Regions from separate parts of the Mus musculus genome. Here region 2 is linked to region 1. Evidence: chromatin loops called from intact Hi-C (ENCODE). Cell type or tissue: left cerebral cortex. All regions are shown on one strand. Each heading gives the region's core, and the rest is flanking DNA. Links, peaks and the distances in the headings are about the cores only.

The links. Peaks named below come from ENCODE experiments on the same cell type or tissue, not always from the same donor. Only the 100,000 strongest peaks of a DNase experiment are listed, where the experiment ranks them.
Region 2: it touches region 1 in a loop (2.5-fold over the local background); 6 of 42 quality-filtered maps call a loop at or near these places.

Annotation. Positions count from the first base shown.
Region 1 is chr3:19,313,184-19,318,569 of GRCm38, forward strand. No RefSeq gene overlaps it. Among named protein-coding and RNA genes, the nearest start is that of Pde7a, 4.6 kb to the left of the region's middle. In left cerebral cortex, for the core only: a CTCF peak has its summit at 2,497; a DNase peak (open chromatin) is centred at 2,490.
Region 2 is chr3:19,454,056-19,459,441 of GRCm38, forward strand. No RefSeq gene overlaps it. Among named protein-coding and RNA genes, the nearest start is that of Dnajc5b, 52 kb to the right of the region's middle. In left cerebral cortex, for the core only: no CTCF peak of the experiment used is centred there; DNase peaks (open chromatin) are centred at 2,523 and 5,072.

The sequences.
Region 1 (5,386 bases), core at 259-5,258:
GTCCCTTTCCAAAACTAAGTCACTTCCTTAGTAAACGCTGGTCTGACTTGAGAGCCATGTCTTCCACCATAGCATGCAGTATTATGTTTTCTGTATTGTTGGGAAGGCATTAGGGTGCATCAGAGGAACTCCAGAAAGGGTGAGGGGAGATGTTAAAGAGAGATTTCAAGAGATTGGCTCAAGATTGCTAAAGCTGATGTCTAGAGAGTAGATGGACAGACAGACAGTAATAGTGGACTTTGCATTCTGGGATCTGAAACTGATAAGAGAAAACTGCCAGGCTGAAAAGATAGGCAGGATTTCTTTCTATGCTGGAGTCTTCAGAAAGAAAGTGCAAATCTTCACTCTTAAACCCTTTAACAGAATAGACAAGGCCCAGCCACTTTGAAGAGGGTAATCTGCTTAACATCTAGAGATTAAGTGTTGCCAGCATCTTGACCTATGTTGGGCCAAACAACTGGATGTTACAGCCTAACCAACATGGCACAAAATGAACCACCACAGAGAGAAACTTTAAACTTAAGTAATGAAAGAAATCCCTTTACCTAAAGCAACAAAAAATAAAGAAATAGAAAAGAAAATCAAGATCCATACAAAGGATGCTTTTATACTTTTATATGCTAGTATGTTTTATACTATACTATACTATAATGTAGTGGAATACACAAGACTTGGATGTTTAACAAGAATGTCCTCTGAATATACAGACTTACAGCACTTTAACATGACCATGGAACATAACATAGTCCAGTGTATTTTAAACAAGATGATTCTAAAACTGCCCAAAGAAGATGGTTACTTAGTACAGTGCTATGAAATAGCAAAGTATGAATATGGATCAAAGAAGCAGAATCACTAAAAGTGGTGCAAAAAGGATTTATTGTAGAGATGTGTTACTATACCAGGCTTTCTGATGGAGAAGCTGGTGTGGTAAGGTTAGGAAGGAATGATTACAGGCTTATAGAAAAGCCACTAAAGTGGCAGCAGGGAGGGGACCTAGTAAAGAGGTTTATGAAAGCCTTCAGCTTCAATGTCTGGTAGTGAGTGTGAAGTCACTAGGCAGCTGCAAAGAAGTCAGAGGCTTGGACAAGTTGTGATCTATGAGAAGAAAATTGGAACCCTTGTTGTTTCCTCACTGTGTCTCACCCCAGTGACCCAGAAGATGCTCGTGCTGTTAGCTAAGGAGCTAGCCCTGGACACAGAGAATAGAGATGCTTCAGGCCTGGGGTACTACTCCTTACCATGAGGCAAGTTGACAGAACAAGACATTTGCACAATGTCTACAATGTTCTATAGACCTTCCACATATAATGACTTCATATCCACCTTTCAAATCTTGCAAGTCTTTGCTATGGGTAGCTGAAACCAGAGCCATAAAAATGGGGCATGGGGGATGGGGAAGAAGGCAACGTCTGGGAAATGCAGACCTAGTTAGCAAAATTGATTATCAGGGCAGAATCACTCCAGATCTATCCATGTCACCCTGACATCCATGATCACTTAAGCATTTCATACTTCTTCCTGGAATATGTAGCTTTCTCTTGTACAGCTCTAGCCAGATCATTCCCTATCCAAAAGAGATTATAAGGTCTTTGAGTTACATTCATTCCTACATGTGGCAAATGACAGAACCTCCCTAATATTCTGAAACTTAAAAACTAGCGTATAAGGCTACCTAGCATTAACCAGTATTGGAAGAGTGAGATAGAGAGAAGTAGAAAATAATTGATTAAGATGTACAGATCTATGTCAAAATACTCATACCTCTTGTCGTCTGTCCTTGTAACTGCATGTGCTAGTGTTCAGATGACTATCACTCATAAATGCCATCTCTCTCTCTATCATGACCATTGCATACTCAGTTTGCCTTCAGGAAATGTCTTAGCTGGTAAGGTTCCTTGCCTTATGAGTGGACCAAACCTTCCCTGAGCAATCTATTATAGGAAGTATTATAGTTTACCCACAGAGTCTGAACACCAAGTACCAAGCACAGTGCTAAAGTCTCCTGCATTTCTTCTTTGGCTGTGTAGCTATGGAGATGACATAAGCATCCCCTCCTGGCTCTGAGAGTTAACTAGGAGTCCAGAATGGTCCAGAATGGCCAAGTGGCAGCCTCAGCTTCCAATATAACTGAACTCTTACTATAAGCCCCAGGGGGAAATTCTCTTCTAGAACATTCAGAGGGAGCAACAACTCAATTTTGGATTTATACTTTTCATAACAATGAAGAATTAAACATCTGCTATTTTGGCAACCAGCTTCTAGCCATTTGTTATAGCAGATCTGGGAAACATACAGGAATGATACTCAGTTCTAATTCTGGGTCAGAACAGGTTTTAAGCTTCTTCTAGATTCATTTCTCTGTGCCAAATATAAAATTGTCCCCTACCCATGACAGAGCTGCTACACATGAACTCATAGCATCTGAGGCTGCCTGTCCAAGACCAGCACGGAATCAAGCCAATCCACATTCCTACATCTGTGTGTGTGTCTGAGGTAGGGGGCGCTCATGAGGCCCCACTGCTAGCTCATAGTTATTGGTAGATAATGGCTGCTTAAAGAAGGAGAGTCAGTTTTCTTAAGAGGTGTTGCCTCTCCTCTTAAAGGTTATCTATGCTCTGTGGCCTGGCCCTACATTCATGTGCATTTGGGCATTACTAATTGGACTCAAGTTTGTAAAGAGAAAAAAGAAAAAAGGAGTGGGAGGAAAATATGGGGGGATCTAGAAGAAGTTGGAGAGGGGACGGTGTGTGGGGTAAAAGGGCCAAAAGATTCTCACTTGACCCCAAAACTAGGGCCAAGAAACAGCTGAACTTGCCACAGAAACCCAAAAATCCCAACAATCCCACCCTGAAAAGCACCCCCCCACCCCCCCACCCCCCCCCACCCCACCCAAATACCAAATAAACTGTGACCTCTGTTCAGCTCCCTGCTGCTTTTCTCAGAGCAGAGGCAGCACCCTCCTTGGTTTTTCCCTTCCAATAGATCTCGGGTTGTGCAGTGTGACTTTGTGGCATTCCTTGGCTCCTGCTTGGCAGGATACTTCTTTGTCCAAAGCTGTAACTTTTTCACCAGAGCAGAGCTTTTCCTGGGGAAACCTGTCCCTTCCAGAGCAGAGCCATAACACTTCAGGTGGAGAAACCTTCTCTTTTCCTGCAGCCCTAGAGAACTGTAACACTTCTGTAGGAGAAGCCTTTCCCGGCAGAGCTGCAACGTTTACACAGTGGGGAGTTGATTAGATCAAATTACATTGGGACATATATGAAATTCTCAAAGAATAGGAAAAAAACCTTTAAAAATATAGGAAGATTTTAAAATGGGAAAGTTGTTTTGTTTTGTTGTTTAGGGCACTGCAGAAAACACATCTGCTTAATTAAAGGATTTGGGAGACCTGACAGAAAGGGATCACAAATTTTATTCTCTAGTTATAAATATTGAAACGACTGTGTGATATTTACATTCTCTTTCTAAAAACAGGCTCCTCTCTTGCTATCTCTGGGAGAATAGTCATGAAGAGCAGACGGCCCTTTCCTTCACTGTCCATGAATGGCCATGTAAATGTTGAAAAGAATGAATCTTAGAACAACAGATCTTTTATAGTGCACCTAAAAATGGATTACTAAGCAGTTTTTATCAACTTTTTTATTTTTAAATTATATGTACATGTGTGTGTGTGTTCATATACATGACCAAAAGTCCCTGATGACATGGGCACTGGAAAGCACGTCCTCTGACTGTTACACAGTTTTCATCACAAGTATCATTGAATTGAATGGTCACTTGTATATAAAATGGTGACATTTGGGGCTAAAGAGATGTCTCAACAGGTAAAGACACTTGCTAGCAACCCTGACGACCTAATTTCAATCCCAGGACACACATGGTAGAAGAGAGAACAACCTACTCCCACAAGTTGTCCTCTGACCTCTACATATGTACTGTGATACTTGCTCTCAAGCAGGTATGAGATTTCCTTTTAAAATTATAGCACAATTACAGCAGCAAGAGAGGGGAGAAAATACCTTCAAGTGCCTTTTCAATCCCCAGATTCTCTATACATTTGTATTTTCCATGGATATTTACCAAATAGCCACAAGTGTTTGGATATTCTCCTAGGTATCTAAAATAAGCCAGAGAGTGGTCCCTGCCTGAATGACATCACATAGTAATGGGGGCATGTGTAAGTAAGTAAGTGTGGGATTGTATAACTTGACATGGTGTTACTAGGGGCTTTATTTACTCGGCTTTTTGTCACTAGCACATGACTATGATAGAGAAGCTTACGAGGAGAACAATGGAAAGATCTGTGTGGATTACAGTTTTGCTGTTTTCATTCCATGGTTGTTTAGACTATTGTTGCGCCAGTGGCAAAGGAGCTTCATATCCTATGATATGAAGCTGCTCTCCCGATTTGGGTTAAAAACTTGCAAAGGACACAGACCAACCTCCTAGGGCATGTTTCAGAATGAACTCCTACGTGGTCTGTCTCATCTCAATGGCACCATAGGCTGAAAACCCTCTTGGCTTTTGGAAGGTACTTATCCAAACTATAGCTGGTACCATGACAGCAAAAGGTATACCAGAAAGCAGGACCCTGAGGCCAAGGAAGCTTTCCTTAAATGGTGACACATTATCACAGACCTCTATGAATGAGGAAGTGAGTTAGACAAGACCTGAGGGTTGGGAAGAGGCCTTTCCTGAACGAGAGACCCGGTACAGATGTCTAGTGCATAAGTAGCTCCAAGATAGGGAGAGCCTAATATCCAGAAGCAGGGCAGGCAGGCAAGCTCAGGCCACTGAAGGCCCTTGTTGGCCTGTTGGAGGACTTGTGTTTTCTTCTGAACTATAATGGAAAGCCAGTGCAATATTTACATCTGTGCTTTGCAACAAACTGGCATTCATATCTAATTTATATATGTTTTAAAATGTCTCTGGCTATAGCTTTATAGACAGTGGTTTCAAAATGGAAATCTGAAGCAAGGAAATCTTCCTAATAGTTTTAAATATCCTGAAGGAGAGATGAGAGATGAGAGATGATGGTGCCTTCAAGTTTTTCAGGCTGCATTATGCAAATTTATATAGTGTATATGCACAGATAAAGATCCAACAGTCCAAACGCCATCCTCCTTTCAAGTTTAAATCATAACAGTCACAGAGTTCTTTAATGTCCAGAGTTATTCAAGTTAGAAACCTGTAAGAGTTTCTAAATAACCTGTTTATATCCATTCCAGCATCTTATTCTTAGCTCAAAAAATTAAAACCATTCAAACTGATGAATAAAAAAGAAATACCTCTTTTAAAATTTCAAAATAATTTTATTTCTAGGGAAACAACTTAAATATAAACATTTTATAAGACCATGAAATAAATTATATGTTAGCAGAAT
Region 2 (5,386 bases), core at 162-5,161, 140 kb after region 1:
TCATGTAAAATATAAAGCAAATATGAAACAAAGTGATAGGGAGTGAGTTCCCAAATAACAAAATGGAAAATAACCAGAGGTGTGGGAGAAGGAAAATGTGACTGTGAGAGACAAGAAATAATGAGAGAAGAGGTGTAAACACTGAGCCAGTCTTCAAAGAAATGAACTAGTGGCCAGAGAGATGAAAATCATAAGTCTTAGCATTCAAAGGTGTCTGCTAAGCTGCAAATGTCATTAGACATATCATAATACTCGGTGGCAATGAAGGTATCATGGACTAGCCCTATATGAATGTCTCTGTGAGCTAAATTTGCATGTAACCCATAAATATGAATATGTGTTGGGAATAACTAGTCCTCCAATGCAAAGGTGATCATTACAAAAGTGTTTATAATAATAAAAGCAGCGTTTGTGTTGGAGACAGGATGGAAGCAGAAACTAAATACTGTGGCCAAGCAAGCTCCAGCAATTGCACTTTATGTAGTAGTAGGCAGACGTTAAAATGGGCTCACATGTGAACAAAGGGGAGGGTAGAAGCCTCAACATGTACAGGACAACATTGCACGCCTTGTGTAATTACAGGTCCCCGTCATAGAAGAACCGATGTAAACAAACAAGCCAGGAGATTATTCATCCGAATGTCAGCAGATGTAAGTGCTAAGGAGTGAGAGATTCTCTAAAGAATGCTTTCCCTATTTCCCCAAATTTAAAAAATATATTGATGTTATGATCTAAAAATAAAATCAAGAGGAGAGATGATGCTTGTATTCAACAGGAAGTGTTTTCTATAGAAAGATTTAATAAATGCCACCTAAAGCTCATGAAGTGATCATCCACATGTGAGGCCACACACGCCAAAAGCACAGCTGGATGGTTGTAAACCACAAGAAGAAGCCAGGACCCTGCTGAGAGCTAAGGACAATGCCACCACAGATGGAAGCCAAGTGACAACCTGCAGGAGATTTTCCATGTGGTCATAGCTGTGAAACACTGTGAGGCTTTACAAACTCACCCGATGCTCACTGGTCATGAAACCAGCCTAGTTTATCTTCAACACATGTATGCCTCTGTCTTCCCAACCTTTCATACAACTAAGTTCATGGTGTTTATTCCACTACAGAATTACTAATTGGAAAGGAAATCAAACAAACAAACAAACAAACAAACAGAAAATCTAGTCGTTCTACCATCCACTAGGGGTTTTTGTTGTTGTTGTTGTTTTGATTGATTTATTGATTTGTCTCTCATGTATTACACCAAGACCACAGTTTCCTTTCCTTCTTTTTCTCAGTCCCTCCCTGTTGCCTGGGCCCGGACTACTTACTACCCACTCTACCTGCCCTTGGGGGTTAGAGGTGAGGTGGTGATGAACAGGTGAGAAACACCGCACAAGCTCATCTTAACCTTGCTGCAAGCTCCTTCAATATCATCCACCCACGCCCTATTGGTCCCAAGAAAGCATCTCTTCTAAACAACAGTTCCTGATTGGCTGGCATTGTCTGCACCAGCAACCCTTGGCTCTTAATTATTAGGCCTTCCTGCAAGAGATGCTTTTGTGGCTAAGCAGCCCTGGGCATTTACATGGAGGTGGCATCTTCATTCCTGCGATACCTCCCCTCTTTCCCAGATCCATTCCTCCTCCATTTCCTTCAGAACAGAACAGGTCTCCCAGGGATATCAACCAAACAGCCTAAGGTACAATAAGACTAGGCACCTTCCCTCATATCAAGGCTGGATGAGGCATCTCGGTGGGGGGAAAAGGCAACAGAGTCAGAGACAGCCCCCCATTCTCACTTTTAAGAGTCCCACAAGAACACCAAGCTATATGGATTTTTTTTTTCTTTTTTGTCCTACAGGAAGACCATTTCGAATGTCCACAATGCATTTGGGCTGGTAGTATCAACAGTCCAGGAAGTACATGGGTTTTACCTATAGTGTTGCTGCCATTTGTGGTGGAGGGTGTTTAAAGTGAAACATAATACAGCAGGAGCAATTTCCATTTGACTTTATAATCCTATCATCAAAATACCAAGGGAGAGAGCATATCATGTTTTCTCTGAACTGTGTCTTTTGCAACTTGAGAGTCAAGTTCAGGTTTCTTGACGTACCTCTGGTTATTAAATCTGAATTAATTATTGTGTCCAATTTCCTCCATCTACTCCCTCAGACAAGTGCAAACAAGCAAGGAAAGGTTACACCATGGCCAATAGAAATCACATCAAGGGAATGTTCAGACAATACAGTGATCTGCTGGTAGGAATTTGTTCACTGAGCAGAAACGAAAAGGTTCAGGGAGACACAAACTAAAACGTGTTGGGTATACCTCATATCCTGTTTAATTCACACTTTCCAGGTATGGATTAAATCATATCAAGAAAAAATTTCCCCTAACTATGAAAGGAGGAGGTTTCTTCTTTCTTTTCTTATCATCTTTTCTTCCCTCAGGAGAAAGTGGGTGGACCAGGTTCTTATGAGGAAAAATGTTTTTTTTTCATGGCTTGTGTGCGAAATGACTCATGATCTCAAACAGAAGTCTCTGAAGCTGGGCCTTGCCAAAGGATGTTAACTCCTCGAAGTGTTTTATTTCTTGTGATAAGTTCAAGTAACAATGAAGGAAGAATTAATGAAAAAATTTCATCATTTTGTCTTCTAAAAACTATACTTCTCTTCACATTGCCTTGTTGTCTTGGCCATAAATATCTATGATAGATTTGAGTGAAGGACACCGAAAGTTGGTTCTAGACAGGAAAATAAAAATGCTTCTTATTCTCTTTATTAAAAACAAAACTGAATGGTTCCCTCCTCTTAGAATAATTTTGTAGAGGTCTATTCATTGCATAGTGACTCAAAAGTAAAGAGAGAAGACAAAACTGAGGTTCCAATATTCTTTTGAGAGTCTGTACCTGATAGCCTAAGCATGTCCGGTCCAGTAGGCCTCACTGCAGGGCTTCACCATCTCTCAGCAGTACTGGCTGGAAGGGCCTTTGAGAAACACTTATTTGAGTTACAGCAGCTTTCAGAAGGCTAATTGCTGATGTGGTAGCTGCCTGCTGTATATTGTGGGTTAATTGGGACCATCTGATACATGGTAATTTAATCCAAAAGAATAATAAATCTTAATAATTCTCTGAGTAGTCATGATCCCTTTTAGTTCCTGACTGAGTGGAGGCCTCTTTGCTTCAGAGAGCTGGCCACCCAAATCCTTCATGACTCATACTTTGTATAAGTTTTGTACATGTAATTGAAAAAAATCTATCTTTTGAGTAGCTTTTTAGAGTATAGTATTATTTTTTAATTACTAAAATTGTTATTAAAATTTCTTGGTTGTTTTTTATTTAAATGTGTTCATAAAAAGCATTTAAAATTTAAAATTAGATTTATTTTAATTCATGTGATGAGCCTTTTGCCTGTATGTATGTGTGTGCACCAGGTACATGCCTGATACCCATAGATGTCAAAAGAGAGCATCAGACACTCTGGGAACTGGAGTTACAGATAGTTGTAAACTACTGTATATGTGCTGGGAACCAAACTTAGGACTTCTGTAAGAGCAGTGTCCTAAACTGCTGAGTCATCTTTCTAGCCTTTCAAAAAGCCCTTGTATTCTAGATACTTACCCTTATATCCACAAGATCGCTCTCATTCCTTACCAAAGAGCTACTTTTTTTTTTAAACAGTAGATGGAGGCTTTACAGAGATTTACAACTGGTCAAGATGCAGAGCTAAGTGACCATTGAGTGCCCAGCAACAGTTGATGCATCTAGATCAGTTACGACATTTCAGCTTACAAGGTGGAAGTGGCTGTGCGGCTTACTTGTCCTTCTTCTTTGATACCATGTTTAGGCTTTAAGTTGTCCTTGAAATAAAAACACAAGTCTTGAAACGGCTGGTATATACAATTCAGAGCCCATTCAGGAGTGAAAGCCAGAGCTGGGAATATAGCTTAGTTAAGTGCATTACGGTTCCAGGCTCAGTCTCTTACATTGTTAGCAAAAGGAAAAGAGATGAAACCAAACGTATATGAGATTTGTGTGATTGGAGAGCATTTTTTAACATCAAGAAACTCCGAACCGTAATCACAATGATAAGCTTAACAGAAAAAGATACTCTTTTAAAATCTGTTTTCCTTCAGATTAATTTTGTCTCTAATTTTTTACTTTGAGAATTACCGAGAGCTAAGCAATGAAATATGACTTTAAGACTTAGTATTATTTTAATTTATTAGTCTACCGTTCAGGAGCTTATTCTTTGATGACAATTTTTAAACATGTCTAGGCTTTTTGTAATTTCAAAGAAAATGTTTTTGATATTGTTTCTAACTGACCACATACATATACTTCTCAGAGTTATGAGCCTGATACTGTGTCCACTGGCTCATTCATATCACTGATGAATTCGCCATGGGTTGGCGAACAGTTCACGTCCCCAGAGATAAGCTTGGTCCTATGCTGCAGCTTGCAGAGGACTTAATTTCCCTTTATCTTAATTCTTATCTAATGTGGTCTAATGTAAGCAAGCTAGGTGTTCATCCGGTGTCCTAAATATGAGAAAACAGAAACAGAAACCCCAAGTTTCTTTCTCAGAATGTACGTTGGGGGCTTGGGGAAGGCAGCCTGGAAAACCAGCAGCTGAGCAGAGCTTCTCTTCTGTTAGCTATTGGTGCCTGTATTATCGTTCCACTCCATGCAAACTGTGTTCCGAGAACGTAGTCTGTTTGCTCTTCCTCAGAACACCGCATGTGTCTATTCTCATAATTGATTCTTTTAATTGTGCTTATTGGTAGTAAGAACCACACCTTTTCTGGAATGTCCCATCTGCATCTGTCCTATGAATCATTTAAGACCCTTTTCAGGTCACAGCATTTCCATGAGAACATTCCAGCTTGTGCTAAGTGGAAGGAAGTGTTCTGTCTGTGGACTCTACAGTACCACAGAACTCTCTACCTCTATCAAGTATGCTTCCCACCAGACTTGTTGACCACCAGCCTTCCTCACCAAGCCGTGAGAGGTTAAAGAAAAAGTGCCATGTGTTCGGGGCATTTTGTCCTCCACCTGCCCACACTCACACCTACACTTGTGCTCAGTTCTGGGGTGTGGTGGCCTTTAAAGAGCTAATGGAAGAACGATGACTCACTCACTGACTTAGAGCCTCCCTCCCCACCCTACACACCCTCACTTGCTTTCTCTTCCCATCCTTCACCCTATTCCTGTTTGCTATGAGTTGGCTGTGACTATGGCTGCTCTCTTTATACTCATGACGCTATCTAAGACTGGACTTTGGCTTTTAAGAGCATGTGCCTAGAAGTGAAGGAATGGCTCTAGCATGGCTAACCATGTGACATATGTTGCATTGCAAAACAAACGTGGCTCTATTTCTCTTTAGAAAG